2 separate regions of the Homo sapiens genome follow, and region 1 is linked to region 2. Evidence: chromatin loops called from intact Hi-C (ENCODE). Cell type or tissue: OCI-LY7. All regions are shown on one strand.

Evidence for each region. Peaks named below come from ENCODE experiments on the same cell type or tissue, not always from the same donor. Only the 100,000 strongest peaks of a DNase experiment are listed, where the experiment ranks them.
Region 1: a loop joins it to region 2, with 7 times the contacts of the local background. A loop is called at or near these places in 1 of 110 quality-filtered maps.

Annotation. Positions count from the first base shown.
Region 1 is chr22:16,923,179-16,931,178 of GRCh38, reverse strand. It overlaps the pseudogene IGKV3OR22-2. Among named protein-coding and RNA genes, the nearest start is that of GAB4, 81 kb to the left of the region's middle. In OCI-LY7, no CTCF peak of the experiment used is centred here; no DNase peak of the experiment used is centred here; H3K4me3 peaks cover 188 bases; H3K27ac peaks cover 577 bases.
Region 2 is chr22:17,254,558-17,262,557 of GRCh38, reverse strand. It overlaps CECR3 (cat eye syndrome chromosome region, candidate 3), which reads left to right. Exons shown (of 3, transcript NR_038398.2): 2 at 1,513-1,768; 3 at 4,252-5,699. Among named protein-coding and RNA genes, the nearest start is that of CECR3, 8.2 kb to the left of the region's middle. RefSeq lists an enhancer at 1,168-1,753. In OCI-LY7, no CTCF peak of the experiment used is centred here; DNase peaks (open chromatin) are centred at 4,317 and 4,797; H3K4me3 peaks cover 1,231 bases; H3K27ac peaks cover 2,350 bases.

The DNA of each region.
Region 1 (8,000 bases), 330 kb after region 2:
GGTCCAAAAATACTCCAAGATAGTATTCAGTTCTCAAGATCCTTCATCACATTTGCCAAGTTTTTCTACCATAAAATTCCCCACCAATCCATTTATGTATAGAGTTGATAGTTAAACAAGAAGATCGGAAATGGCCATTGCATCTTTAGTCTGGATTTTCCCTGAGCACTTTTTGTGTTATTTTTCTAGGGCTGCTGTAACAAATTGCCAAACATTTAGTGGCATAAAAATAGAACATCCAGAGGCCTCTCTGCAGACATCTGGCTGGCTCTGGGGTGACCCCTGTCCCAGCCTCTGGAGTGGAACCCTGGGAATGGGGCAGCATCACTGGCCCTGCTCAGTCCAGCCTCAGCCACCATGGGACCCGAGGCATCTACGTCACCCCCACCACTTCCTGGCAGCCACAGGTGGAGTGAGCCTGCCTGCCCTGGGAGACTCCTGGAGAGGGGCTCTGCTTAAGGTCATCAGGCCTTGACTCCAAGGAAATCTGTGCTTATTTAAATCTTGGGATGTGCAACCTGTTTATACAGAGCCATGACAGGAATGACCTGCCCATCCACACTCCCCTTGCCCTTAGGTCTAGAAGCAGCAGGTTCCCTGGACACTCCAAGATGCTCTTCCTGGCCCTGCTCCTCTGCCTCTTGGTGATGGGCTTTCAGGGTGAGTGCATTTCCCACTGCAGACCATGCAGGGGCTTTAGCCCTTGACATGGGGATAATGAGCTCAAATGTGCTTTGGAAATTATAGTGTAACATATAGAAGTGATTTGCCTTAACTCTCATTAGGAAACTGAGGCACAGAGTCCAGGGCTAACCAGGAGGCAGAGGTGCATACAGCCCTGAACCTGTTCCCAGCCTCCCTGAGGACCATGGATCCTCTGTCCCTGCTCACACCCCATGTCCACCTCTCTTCAGAGCTCACTGTGGTTCTGGTCAGGCTGTGAAGAATGGACCTGACCATTAGCCCCTCAGGGTGGGCTCTACCATGCTTGTATCCCCTTTCATAGGTGCCCTTGTCCTGAGAACCCCTCCCCAGCCAATTCTATCTTGATTCTGATCAAATGCAAAGATGTGAGGGCCCAGGAGTACTAATTTCTGTCATGTTTAAGCATGACAGGGTCTTCTAAGGAACAGGACAGGTTTCTAGAAATCCTTTGAGAGAAGTAATGCATTGTGCTCCTGAATAGGGTGTCCTTGCAGGATGCAGGGGACAGACTATCTCAACTCCATCTCCGGAGACCTTAGCAGCATCTGGAGGTGACTTTGTCTCTATCACCTGCAGAAACAGCACAGATGTAGGCACCTCCATCACCTAGGACAAGCAGAGATCCCAGGAGGCTTCCAGTCTGCTGCTCTTTGGGGCTTCTTCCCAGGCTGCTGGAACCGCTTCCAGTTTCCAGGGAAGTTTCTGGTTTTTGCTTCTCCCTCTCCATCCATGGAGTGAAAGCTGAAGATGCTGGAGTGTTTTCCTGCCAGCAGCCCTTCAGTTGGCTTCTTACAGTGAAAAGTCCCCAACCAAAAATACCCTTTCTGGATGGAAGATTCTGCCCTGATGCAAAGACACTTGCTTCCTGCAGAAGCCATAATCTGAGAGTGTGAAGCGTTCATATTATAGTTGTCTTTGTTCTCAGAGTCTGTGATTTCTGGCCTGTTGATACAGGGGAAGATTGAAGAGTTATTACTTCAAGTTTACACCTGATCTACAAAGAGGGAGAGGCAAAGGGTTGTGAAGCTAAGGTGTTTCCTAGACAGGTGCTTTACCTGGATTGATATATTAATTTTTCCATTTTCTTGCAGCATATAAGAGCACTCCAAAACTTAAAGGAGTGAAACAACAATTTATTATTTGTTGTGATTCTATGGGTTGGTTGGGAGGTTTTTCTGCTGCCTGGCCTGGGCTTTCTCATGCAGCTGCCGTCAGCTGAATGGTTTTTATGTGTCGTGAACTGAACTAACTCTTTTTATGACAAGTATGTTTTATTCTCATCTTCAGCTGACAATACTGAGGCAGGGAGAGGTCATGAAATGCCTCCAAGGGGCGCATTACATCCAAATTGTAAGCCAGGATTCTACTCAGAAAATCTGACTCACAGAAGTCAGTGAGGAGTGTGACAAGACGGGGATTCTGCAGGGCTACCTGGATGGGACACTCTGTGAGAGGCCCCAGAAGTGCTGCTAGAGAGTGGAGTGGTCCCTGTGCAACAATTTGAGCACATGGTTTTGTCTCTTAACACCTTCGAGAAGTTCATTAATAGACATTAAGGGAGGGAAGTAGTGTGATTAAAATGGCATTTTCAATAGCTAAGAATCACAGAAAAATGTTACTTTATGTGACTCCTAAGATAATGACAAGGAAACAAGAAAATAATATGAAGGCAAAAAAGAAAACATTAGACTGAGGCCTTTGGATAGCAGGTTGAGACTCCTCGTAGTGGAGAGCACGTGGGTATCTTCTTTCAGGAGATGTGAACAAGCAGGGAAAGGAAATGTGAGCTAGAACAAAATCTTGGTTACTCACAAGAAGCCTAAGAGGAAATGAGAAGTCTTCTTCCTGAGCACCAGAAGGCAGAGAAAAAATTCTCCATGAAAAAAAACAAACAAGAGAAGTTAGAGGAATTGCATGCTCAACACATCCCACAAAACACCTTGCAACCAGCAGAGGGGGAGCCAATAATCTCAGAACTCAAATGTTTCCCAAATCTCACCATTTCCCCACCTTCACCCCCACTGCTCCACACTAGTGAAACCAACATCATCTTCATCTTAGACCATGGCCAGGCTCTCCTCAGATCACCCAGCTTCTCCCCTCACCCACCAGCAGTCTACTCCCAATTCAGTAGCCAGGGTGATCTTTTAAATAGATGAATAGTGCTCCTCCAGGGTCAAAATCTCACAAAAGTTTCCACATCACACAGAGTAAAAGGCCAATTCCTACCTGGCCCCATCTTCCTTGAACCCTCCCTGTTACTTATGCAACCGCTTTCATGGTTCTGTCCTCTGACTCACTGGACTCCAGACTTGACTCTCTGGTTTCCTGGTTCTGCCCTAAACAAGGCTCACACAGTCCCACGCTTGGAGCTCTACTCACTGGTCCCTCAGCAGTGATGCTTTTCTCCAGACCCCTCTTGGGCTCCCTCCCTGACTCCCAAAGACAACCTAGAACTTCCCATCTTAATGATCTCTCTGAATGTGTTCATAGGACACCCTACTCCATGCTTTTGCTGGAGGCGTTTTTCACATTCTACCTTATATATATATATAATTTATTTCTTTATGATTTTACACTTTATATGCTGACTCCCTTTAGATGAATTTAAGCTTCATGGGATCGGGGCCATTGTCTATTATTTGCATTGCTGTATCCCAGTGTATTGGGAGTACCTGGCAAACAGTAGGTGCTCAGTGGGGGGCACTCTTCCCAGCAGTCTGTATGTCTAGAATTCTGGGAAGATTGTAAAGAGTGGATTAAACTGCTTGTTATATGGAAATGTTTCCTTTTCCTTTTTTTATTCCTTTTTCGTACTCAGTCTTTAGGAAATAAGGAAAATTATAATTCTCAGAACTTATATCCTTTTCTCAAGTGATATTTTAGGTTCTATTTCCTGAAAACATATAATAGCAATATAACATTATTGTACTCAATTGATTATATTACATATATAATGATCTATGTACTACACAAGTCATAACTACAGTAAAATTGACTTTCCATTTAAAAGACAAAACATATCAGATTATATCAGGAGTAAAATAATTGATACTTCAGTTTTGTTAGCTAAGAAAGAAAACTGAGTACATTACTTAGATGTTTAGATAAGAAAGAAAACAAATTTCCACAATTGTGATTAATAATTTTAAATGGAATGTAATTTAAAGAGCTTCTCAGCCTGTTCAGGGGAACCTCGCTCACCACTACATGTTCACAATTCTGAGGAACACAAGAAAACCCCAGACAAGATTCTTGTTTCCATCAGTGGTGTGAACAGAGGTTTTCAAAACTGTTAAAGGGAAAAGAGTCTGAGCGTGGGTGAATGGTTGTGTTGTGCAGAATGGAGTGCTTTAGAGAAGAGAAGATACCACCCCCAATTTTTCCTGGCCAGCTGGACAGCACCATCGTCTGTCTGCAGAGAGTGGAATCACACAATGATGAGTCTGAGCCTGGAGTCTGCTTATCTTTGTAGCTGTGGTCACTCATGCACCCACAGTGCTTGGCCTAACAAAGTGATGTCCTTTACTGGTTCTTCCAAATAATGGAAAATGTTCAGGGCTCATAGAAATGATGTCTAAGCTGCAAAGGAAAAGTGTGTATAGAAGATGAATTTCTGATCAATGACTTCAGCCAGGTACAATCATGCAGCCAGGAAGATGACTGGGCATGTTAGGGGAAGAAAGAGAAAAAGAAACCATAGATTTTTATTTTTTCTTTCAAGAGGTTTGTACTAAACACCATCTGTCTGAGCCTAGGTAACTGGTGAGGTAGGACGGGGATTAAATTGGGAGTCCGGAAGGGAGAAGGTCTACCCTCATGCTGAGCCAATAGCCTTTCTGACCTGACCACTTGGGCAGGGGCTTCTCAATGAAAAAAAGAGGAGGCAGGTGGTCTCTGCAGCTAGAAGCACAGCAAGTCCAATGCTTCTTTGCATGTTCCTCCCAGCCATGCTGCTGTTCAGAGCCCATATCAATACCTGGGTCAGAACTCAGGGCAAGCACTGCTCAGTTAGGACAAGAGAGACTCATGGAAGCCCCATCTCAGCTTCTCTGCCTCCTGTACTCTAGCTCCCAGGTGAGGGGAAGAGGAGATGGCTCTACACTGAAACTCTCTCAACCTTGTTGGTTCCTCTGACCTGGCATCCCTGCTGAGCAAGAACAGTAATTATAATTCAGTGTAGATTAGTGACTGTGGTTATACTATGAAGATTGTGGGCTTGATGCAGTTTATATGAGTGATTTTCCTGTTTTATTCTAATCTCATGTCCCTCCAGAGAAGTTATGTTGATGCAGTCTCTTGACTCCTTGTCTTTGTCTTCAGGGAAAAGAGACTCTCTCATCTGTGTGTGCAGTCAGAGCATTGGCAGCTCCTTAGCCTGGTATCAGCAGAAACCTGGAAAAGCTCCCTGGTTCCTCATCTAAGGCACATCCAACAGGGCCACTAGCATCCTGGGGTTTAGTGGTCATGGATTGGAGACAGACTTTACTATCACCATCAGCTGCCTGAAGCCTAAGATTTTTCACTTCTTTGTCTTTTTTTTTAATCTTTGTTTGTTTAAAGTCTGTTTTGTCAGAAACGGTAACCCCTTCTTTTTTCTGTTTTCCATTTCCTTGGTAGGTTTTTCTCCATCCCTTTATTTTGAGCATATGTGTATCATTGCATGTGAGATGGGGCTCTTGAAAACAGCATACCAATGAGTCTTAGTTCTTTTTCCAACTTTCCATTCCGTGTCTTTTAATTGAAGCACTTAGCCCATTTACTTCTAAGGTGAGCATGAATATGTGTGGGTTTGATCGTGTCATCATGATGTCAGCTGGTTATTTCACAGACTTGTTTATGTGATTGCTTTATTGCATCACTTGTTTGAGTACTTCAGTGTGTTTTTGTAGTGGCTGGTAATGGTCTTTCCTTTCCATACTTAGTGCTTCCTTCAGGAGCTCTTGTAAGGCAGGTTTGGTGGTGACGTATTCCCTCAGCATTTGCTTGTCTTAAAAGGATCTTATTTCTCTTCACTTATGAAGCTTAGTTTGGCTGGACATAACATCCTGGGTTGGAGTTTCTTTTCCTTTAGGATGTTGAATATTGACCCACAATTTCTTCCAGTTTGTAGGATTTCTGCTTAGAGATCCACGTTAGTCTGATGGGCTTTTGTTTGTAGGTGAGCTGGCCTTTCTCTCCAGCTGCCTTTAAAATTTTTGCTTTCCTTCTCACCTTGGAGAATCTGACAATTATGTGTCTTGGAAATGATCTTCTTGTAGATTATCTTACTTTTGTGTTCTCCAAATTTCCTGAATTTGAATGTTGGCCTCTTTAGATAGGTGGGGGAATTTTTCATAGATGATATCCTGAAATATATTCTCCAGGTTTGTTTCATTTGCCCCATCCCTTTCAGGTATACCAATCAGCTGTAGAATGGGTCTCTTTACATAATCCAATATCTCTTGGAGGTTTTGTTTATTCCTTTTCATTATTTTTTCTATATTCCTGCCTGCCCACCTTATCTTAGTCAGTGTTCAAGCTCTGAGATTCTTTTCCCCACATGGTATGTTGTGCTATTAATACTTGTGATTGCACTATGAAATTCCTGTAGTGTGTTTTTCAGATCTAACATGCTGGTTATGTGCTTCTCTGTACTGGCTATTTTGTCTGTCATCTGCTGAAAATTTTTTTCATTATTTTTAGCTTTCTTGAATTGGGTTACAACATACTCCTGCAACTCAATGAATTTTATTCCTATTCCTATTATAAATTCTACTTCTGTCATTTCAGCCATCTCAGGTTCAGCCTGGATGTGAACCCTTGATGGAGAGGTGATGTAGTCATTTGGCAGAAAGAAACCATTCTGGCTTTTTGAGTTTTCAGTGGAGAACTAATTGATTAATTTTTTTGTGCTTAGTGCTTTGTGTATCTTCTATACAAAATCTTTTTTCACATGTATAGTCATGAAATATCTTTTTATGGTATTGTTTAAAAGCTTTATACTTTTGACTTTACATTTCAGGTTATGATTTACAATTAATGTGCGTATCAATATAGAGGTAAAATGTGCAGGATAAGATTCATTTTGACATCATATGGATATCCAATTGATCCAATATAATTCAGTTATCATATTTTTTTCTACTAAATCACTGCTATGGTCTGATTGTGTCCCCTCCAAAGTTCCTGTTGAAACTGAATTTTCAAGACAACAGTATTAGACATTGGATTCTTTGGTGATTAGCTCATGAGGGCTCTGCACTCATGATAAGATTAATAAGATTAATAATGCCTAAGAAAAGTGGCTTCACATTGATTCCAGCCTTCATCTGGACTCCCCCCCAAAAAAACACATAAACACACACAAAATAGCAAAACCAACAATTAGACAGCTATCCAAGAAAGAAAACAGCCCTTGGAGTGCTCCAGAATCCAATTAAAGAAGTGCAGGAACACAACGGGAGAAAAGCGCAGAGTAACCATGCAGGAAGGATGGCTGGGAGATGGCACATCTGAGAGTTTTGAGACAGCCAGGGGCAAAGAAGCAGGAGGCAAGTGTTACCAGCTAGGAGGCAGGGCCACTGCAGTCCCCATGGCCTGCTCTGTGGAGGACCCTGCAGCCTTGGCAGCTGAGGACCTCAGTATCCCCCAAGGCAGCTCCACTCTACAGCTTTCCTAATGAAGGCCCCTTAGTGTTCATTAATAAGGATCACAACAGCCTGCTCCAAAGAGGACACTGGTGATTTTGGCACTAAAAAAATCTGCAGCCATGGGCATGTACATCACCGCAGAGAGGAAGATTCTGCGACCTTCCCTCCACATCCTCCCAAGAAGCAGCCACTGTTGTGCGGCCTGGGATGGGGCTGCCTCCCAGCCCCAACTCTGCATCATCCCAACCCAGGCTCCGGGACCTCATCCTGTGTTGGCAACTCAGACCCTGAGCCACTTCCATGTGGACCAGCCCAGGCCCAAGCCCAGAGCTGCTGTCACTACAAGTGCACCCACACTCCAGAGACTGGCCTGAGGCTGCTCCGGAAATTACCTAGGACATAACATAAAAAGAGAATGTACAGCAACACAGTAGAGTGAATTGCAGAGAATAACCACACAGAGAGCATCTCTGGGAGGTGGCACACCTGAGAGACCTGAGAAATTCTGCGAAATGTGTCAAGGGTAATGAAACACATTAGTCTATGAGATCAAAAAAATGGAAACTTATCCAGGATAAACATCAAGACATGCATCATTATACAGATTGTAGTTAAAATGCAGAATCACATACAAAGTGAAAATCTCAAATGTATCAAGAAAAT
Region 2 (8,000 bases):
TCACTGAAATCTCCGCCTCCCAAGTTCAAGCAGTACTCTGAGTAGCTGGGATTACAGGCGTGCACCACCACGCCTGGCTAATTTTTGTATTTTTAGTAGAGATGGGGTTTCACCATGTTGGCCAGGCTGGTCTCGAACTCCTGACCTCGTGATCCACCCGCCTTGGCCTCCCAAAGTGCTGGGATTACAGGCGTGAGCCACCGCACCCAGCCCATATATAATCTCATTTAACTCTTAAAATAACCCTGTGACACAGTTGTTATTATGACCATTTTACAGGTAAAGAAACTGAGATTAAATGAGCCGAGTAACCCAAGGACTCCTAATGGTGGACCTAGCCTCAAACTCAGATCTTCCTGACTTTGAAGCCGGTGGAAAGGATGAGACATTTTGCATTTATGGCCTTTTATTGGAATTATTTTTATCTGTTATTAGATTATGAGCCCTCAGAGGAAAGGGGGAAAGACCTCCCCACATGCACAGCAGAGAGCACGTTGCTTCGCACACAGTAGGAACTCCTGAAGTATTTCTCAGCAACAAGAGTTCTTTTTTTTTTTTAGACGAAGTCTTGCTCTTGTCGCCCAGGTTAGAGTGTAGTGGCGCAATCTCGGCTCACTGCAACCTCCGTCTCCTGGGTTCAAATGATTCTCCTGCCTCAGCCTCCCGAGTAGCTGGGATTACAGGCGCTAGCCACCACGCCCAGCTAGTTTTTGTATTTTTAGTAGAGACGGGGTTTCACCATCTTGGCTAGGCTGGTCTCAAACTCCTGACCTCAGGTGATCCACCTGCCTCGGCCTCCCAAAATGCTGGGATTACAGGCATGAGCCACTGTGCCCGGCCAAGAGTTCTTAACAAAGACATGGGGAGAATTCTATCGCCGGCTTGCAGTAAGACTGAAACTTACAAGGCCCTCACCACCACCCAGTTGGCTTCATCACACTGTGGTATTCACAGGCCTTAGAACTTACAGCTGAAAAGGACCTTAGAAATCAGAGACTCCAACCCCCATGTTTCACAGCCCAAGAAACAGTTGCAGAGAGATCAAATGGCTCAACTAAGGTCATACAGCTCATTAGCAACAGCAAGGGTAGGGACAGATCTGACTCCAACTCCCCGGAATTGCTTTCCAATTTGGTCAAAAATTTTACCTGGATTCAGCAAACAAGGTGACAAAAGGCCAGAGCGGGGAAGCCCACCAAGGCAACACCCCTCGGGAGAGTCACTAGTGGGCACTGGCCTTGGCTCTCCAGCCAGCCTGCTCAACCGCAGGCAGACTTCTCCCTTGCCCCTCCCCCAGCCACCATATTTCTTCCAGTAGCCACTCACCACCTCCTGCATGACCAGGTCTTTCTCAGGCATCTCTTGTTTGTGGGAAAGGTATTGGTGAATATCAGTCCTCCAACCGTCAGTGACTCCCTCCTGTGGACGCAGCCTTGGCTCAGACTCCTAAAGGAGGTGGGGCTCTGAGCTCTATAGCGGAGCTCACAGGGTGATTCTGCCCCCCTCCACCAGGACATTCTGATTGTCATAACTGCGGGAGGCAGACAACTTGCTACTTCACCTGGAGAGTAGAGGCTGACGATGCTGCTAAACATCCGACAGTGCACAGGACAGCCTCCAAAACAAAGAAATATCTGGCGCAAATGTCAGCAGTGCTGAGGATGAGAAGCCCTGCTGGACAAATGGGAAGAAGAGCTCTGCCCGCTGATTCCTCCTGGCAGAAAAGTTCCCACTGGGCTCCTCTCTACCCTGCCCAGTGGGTCTGCAGGTACCTCTTCAGAGCCACTGGGTTTTTGGTCTCCTTTTTTCCTACCACTTCCACCAGCCATTTGGTGTTTCCGTTTTGTCTCCAACAAAACACCAAAAAAAGGGCAATGATTTTATTGAGCACCAAATGGGTTCACGGCAGAATGCTTGGTGTTTTTGGTGTTTTATGTATCTTACATTAGCTTTGCCTTGTCACTTAATTCCACCTGAAAAACAAAAGAGTAATTTAACTCTGAGTCAGAGCCAGATATTGTTAACATTTTACCAATGAGAAGACAGGCTCAGGGAGGTCAAGTAATTTGTTCAAGGTCACTCAGCCATTAACTGTTTCAAACCCAGCTGTGAGCTATCCAGGCTACTGTTACTTTCCACACGAAACAGCAGCAGGCTGTGCAGACAGGTATGAGACAGTCAGCAAATTAAAGGTTGTGTTTGTCTTTCTCAGACGCCAAATCCATCCCCTGCCTTGTCCACAAGCAGGAAAGATAGAGTTCTGGGGAAATGTGGTCTGGGCATGGTGGCTCACAACTGTAATCTCAGCACTTTGAGAGGCCAAGTCAGGAGGATCGCTTCAGGCCAGGAGTTTGAGACCAGCTTGGGCAACATAGGGAGACCCTGTCTCTACAAAACACTTAAAAATTAGCTGGGTGTGGTGGTGTGCACCTATAGACTCAGGAGGCTAAAGCGGGAGGATTCCTTGAGCCCAGGAGTTCAATGCTGCAGTGAGGAAAGGTCACCCCACTGCACTCCAGCCTGGGAGACAGAGCGAGACTCTTACTTTTTCTTTCTTTCTTTCTTTTTTTCTTTTTGTTTGTTTGTTTGAAATGGAGTCTCACTCTGTCTGTCGCCCAGGCTGGAGTGCAGTGGTGCGATCTTGGCTCACTGCAGCCTCCGCCTCCTGGGTTCAAGCGATTCTCCTGCCTCAGCCTCCTGAGTAGCTGGGACTACAGGCACACGCCACCATGCCTGGCTAATTTTTTGTATTTTAGTAGAGACAGGGTTTCACTATGTTGGCCAGACTAGTCTTGAACTCCTGACCTCGTGACCCACCCACCTGGGCCTCCCAGAGTGCTGGGATTATAGGTGTGAGCCACTGCGCCCGGCCGACTCTGCTTCTTAAAAAAAAAAAAGAAAAAAGAAAAGGGCCAGCCACGGTGGCTCACGCCTGTAATCCCAACACTTTGAGAGGCCAAGGCAGGTGGATCACTTGAGGTCAGGAGTTCAAGACCAGCCTGGCCAACATGGTGAAACCCCGTCTCTATTAAAAATACAAAAATTAGCTGGGCGTGGTGGTGGGTGTCTGTAATCCCAGCTACTTGGGAGGCTGAGGCAGGGGAATCACTTGAACCCGGGAGGCGGAGGTTGCAGTGGGCTGAGATCGCACCATTGCACTCCAGCCTGGGTGACAGAGCTAGACTCCATCTCAAAAAAAAAAAAGAAAGAAGAAGGAAAGAAGGAAAGGAAGAAAGGAAGGAAGAAGGAAGGAAAGAAAAGGAAGAAAGGAAGAAAGACAGACATAAGCCTGGGGGTGAAGACAGGCTAGTCCCCTGCCCCATCACCTTCCTAATTGCAGTGTCTTCACCTACATGCCTCAGAACTAAGGTGAGCCCTACTAACCCAGAGTTAAACTCTGAACTTCCAAGAAAAGCTCTGGAGGAGCTCCATCACCCAGCTCCTGGCACACACACCCCTCCCTGGGAGAAGGCACTCTGAGGTTCCCCTCCCCAACAGTTTGGGCCTCCATAGTGCCTACCATTGGCGCTGGGGACTTATTAAACAGCCCTGATGCAGGGCTTCCGACACCAAACCCAGAGTCTGTCGTGACAACCTTAACGTTGTTAATAAGAGGATACTATGTGCATGGTAACATGTGTGTATGAGTGTGTACGTGTGTGTGCATGCACACATGTGCATGCTACTGAAAAGGTGGCCTTCATTCAGTGTTTAAACTGGGCCTTGGCCTCCTGGCCTCTTTGAGCTGCTTCCTGCTGACCTCCATCCCGGGGATGAGCATCCCCTGCAGTCGGGAATGGAACTGGGCCCCTCCTGGCCTCCTCTGCTCAGATTAACCCCTTCCTCCCAGTTTGCCTGTGCCTGGCAGTGGGGCTCTGGGCCAAGGGGCCAGACACTCACTGGCTCCAGGGCTGGCGGATGCCATAAACCCGTTTTCCTTGGGGACTCCAGAGCTCCACATCTTACTTTCAGAAAGCACAAGTGTTTTGTTGGAAATGGCCTCAGGAGGAGGGAGAGCCCAGGGCTCTATACACATGTTCCTCATTTGCCATTGGTGGGGCAGGGGCTGCGGCAGGGGACTGTGCTGGGGAGGCAGGCATGGGAGGGGAGAGAGCAGCTGCAGCTGCTGCCGGAAGTTTGGCTTCAGGGAGGAATGGAGGGAGAGAGTGCAAGAAGAAGGGGTGGGACTTGGGGACAGGGGCGGTGTCACGGGGGAGGAGGGTGCAGGTGGTGACTTGTTTATCTGCTCAGCTGTTTTGTTTCCAGGAGCCTGAGAGAGAGACAGAAGCAGCTGGGAGGAGAAAAATCAACGCGGCCAGGGGCCCTACTGGTCCTTCTGCCTTAGCCACAGGTTCTGAAACCAAAGCAAAACCACCAGAGAGTGATTCATGTGGGTATGGCCCTCCCTCCCCCTGCCCAGAAAGGTTTCTCTTGAGCCCATATGCTAGTTTCTGTCATGCAAACGCCCTGGCAATGCCTTCCTTGCCTTGGCGCAATGGCTCTGATTGGGTAGGCATCTCCGGGGGTTAATACTGGCACAAACTCATGTAAATCTTCCTGGGCCTAAGTCTGGTGTACTCTCATATGTGAATTGGCATGGTCCTGGAGGGCTAGTCAGCTAGCTCCTAGCCTCGAGATCGGCCTGGACCAAACCAAAAAAAAAATCATCTCTGGTGAAACAGGATAGCCACCCCACCCCCTGCTCAGCATTCCCCAGTGCCTCCCTTCACAGTGGCCAGTTTGGATTCTTCTCACCAAACGCTCAAGACCTGTACAGGTTACTTATTGGTCCCCTTCATGCCCCAGATGCAAATTTGGCATGTCTCATTTGCATTCTAAAGTGTTTGGAGGCAAGGCTGGGATGAGCTTAATTTGCCCTGATGTCTTTTGACCAGGTTAGTAAACATCCCTCCAGCCCATCTCAGCACTTGAGAATCTGGAAGGCAGCTATGCTTTAATTACAGTGCAATTTCAGGAGTTTGCTTGCTGTTCCCCCTTGGCTCTTTGCCTAGCTTATTATTTTCATCTTGTTGTTTGTTTGTTTAAATGAGAACTTTCGTAGACAATTCCCTCTCCCGCCTCCCCCAGAGGCCAGTCTGTGTTGCTAGAGGACTTTTTCTGCCTCCCTCTTGGTTTACAAAGCCAGGGCATCTCTGTTGACAAAGGGTCTGCGATCTGGCACTGGGCCTGGCAGTTAGGGAGTGTGTAAGAAATGCAGATGCCTTTTGCAGATGCCTGCCCTGCTCCTCCTCTAAGCAGCCAAAACATCCTGCACCACCTCGGGAAGACCCCACATCCCAGCTTGCTGGTCTCTGAGCACTCTGCCCCGCCAACCCTATAGCGCTAGGAAGGCAGGAAGGATGGAAAAGGCTGTGGGGGATTGAGTAAGGGATTTGGGAATGAGGGACAGTGACACTGTAGGTGGGTTGGCTTAGCAGGGGGATTGGGAGTGGCCAGCTGGAGTGGTGGAAAGAACTGGGGACAGGGAGTCAGGAAGCTGAGCTTTTATTCATCCCAGCTTTGCTACTGACAAGTTAGGTGGTCTTGGGGCAGACTGGGCCAAATCTGGGCCTTCCTGTGTAAAACGCATGCTCCCATCTCAAGGTCCTTTTCTACTTTACAGATTCTCTTGCTTTTAGAATGCTAATTTCATTGACTGTGGCCTGTTTCCTTCTCCAGAGACAGGATAACCCAATAAAATCGCCCCTTAGGTGGGGTGTGTTGGCTCACACCTGTAGCCTGTAATCCCAGCACTTTGGAAGGCTGAGGCAGGTGGATCACCTGAGGTCAGCAGTTTGAGACCAGCCTGACCAACAAGTTGAAGCCCCATGTCTACTAAAAATAGAAAAATTAGCAGGGCGTGGTGGTAGGTGCCTGTAGTCCCAGCTACTTGGGAGGCTGAGACAGGAGAATTACTTGAACCTGGGAGGCAGAGGTTGCAATGAGCTGAGATCATGCCACTGCACTCCAGCCTGGACGACAGAGCGAGACTCTGTATAAAACAAAAACAACAACAACGAAAAATTACCCCTTAATGGTGGTTGGTTGGTCAGACAGCCAGCTTGAATTGCTGTCTTTTTCCCAAACCCAGATTCCCTGGCTGAGGCACCAGTTAAAACTTTTATCTTAGGGAAGCTCTGGGAGTTGCCTCTTGCAGGTCAGGGGTTCCAAAGGGCAGAAGCTCCAGCATACCATCTTCTTGAGCATTTCCGGTTCAGATTTCTATGGGATTAATGGCTCCTGCACCTTCTACCTCCCAGGGAGGCTCCCTGAGCTCTGCTTTATATAAGGTAAGTGCTCTTGGGCTTCAGATGGATTCCATTTCATTTATCAAACGTTTCTTTGAGCACTTACTCTGTGACTGACATTGCTGGACCCAAAGGAATACAGAGATAACGGTTGACTTAGTCCTTATCCGAATAGAGTGGACCCACCTATTGGTGAGGCCAAATTTAATGGAACTCTCCGAAAACAATTCTGTCAAGGTTGGGCACGGTGGCTCGTGCCTATAATCCCAGCACTTTGGGAGGCTGAGGCGGATGGATCACGAGGTCAGGAGATTGAGACCATCCTGGCCAATATGATGAAACCCCGTCTCTACTAAAAATACAAAAATTAGCTGGGCGTGGTGGTGCGTGCCTGTAGTCCCAGCTACTTGAGAGGCTGAGGCAGGAGAATCGCTTGAACCTGGGAGGTAGAGGTTGCAGTGAGCTGAGATCGTGCCACTGCACTCCAGCCTGGCTACAGTGCGAGACTCCATCAAAAAAAAAAAAATTCTGTCAAACATCTCCCATTTCTCCCTTCAACCTAAAGAACATGGGAAAATAAACCAAGCGGACTGATAAATGGATTTCAAAGGTGATAGTGGAATTTATTTGTTACATTTAAGAAACTTAGCCTTAAGAAATGTATTCTGGTAGATTGTACTTACAAAGGCTTTATCGACTATAGTTGCAATAATAACAAGAATAATACCAGCTATTCTTTCTTGAGTGCCTGCTATATATGTATCATGCATTGTGGCAGAAGTTTTACATCCTTTATCCTATGGGATTATTTAGTGAGGGAGGCGCTATTAAAATCTCCATTTTTATTATGTTTTAACCTGTTTTTTTTTTTTTTTGAGACAGTCTTACTCTGTTGCCCAGGCTGGAGTGCAGTGGCGTGATGCTCAGCTCACTGCAACCTCCGCCTCCTGAGTTCAAGCGATTCTCCTGCCTCAGCCTCCCAAGTAGCTGGGACTACAGGCGCGCGCCAGCATGCCTGGCTAATTTTTGTATTTTGGGTAGAGACGGGGTTTCACCATGTTGGCCAGGCTGGTCTTGAACTCCTGACCTCAGGCAATCCACCTGCCTTAGCCTCCCAAAGTGCTGGGATTACAGGCGTGAGCCACCCCACTTGGCCCTAACCATTTTTTTTTTTTTAAGACAGGATCTGGCTCTTTTTCCCAGGCTGGAGTGCAATAGCACAATCATAGCTCATTGCAGTCTTAAACCCCTGGGCTTAGGCAAGCCTCCTGGCTGCCTGGGACTACAGATATGCACCACTACACCCAATTAATTTTTTAAATTTTTTCTAGAGACGGGGTCTCCCTATGTTGCCCAGGCTAGGCTTGAACTCCTAGGCTCAAGCCATAACTCCAAGGCTAGGACTGGCATTCTAGTGAAAATTCAAGCAGTCTCCTGGCGGGTGGGTTTTGCCTCAGCATCTGTGATGCAGTCAAATGTCCAAAGGCCTAGATCCCACCCATCTCTACTTCAGCCATTTACACCAGGTTAGATGAGAGAATCAAGAACTGATGAATTTTTAAAGTTTTTTTTTTTGGAGTACCTGTTTTGTGTAAGACCCTGTGATAGAGATGGGGGTTCTGGTGGGGAGATAGCAAGCCAGGCGTGGTTCTCCTCCTAAAGGAGCTTACAATCCTCAAAAAATATTCTTGGCTGGGCACGGTGGCTCATGCCTGTAATTCCAGCACTTTGGGAGGCTGAGGTGGGTGGATC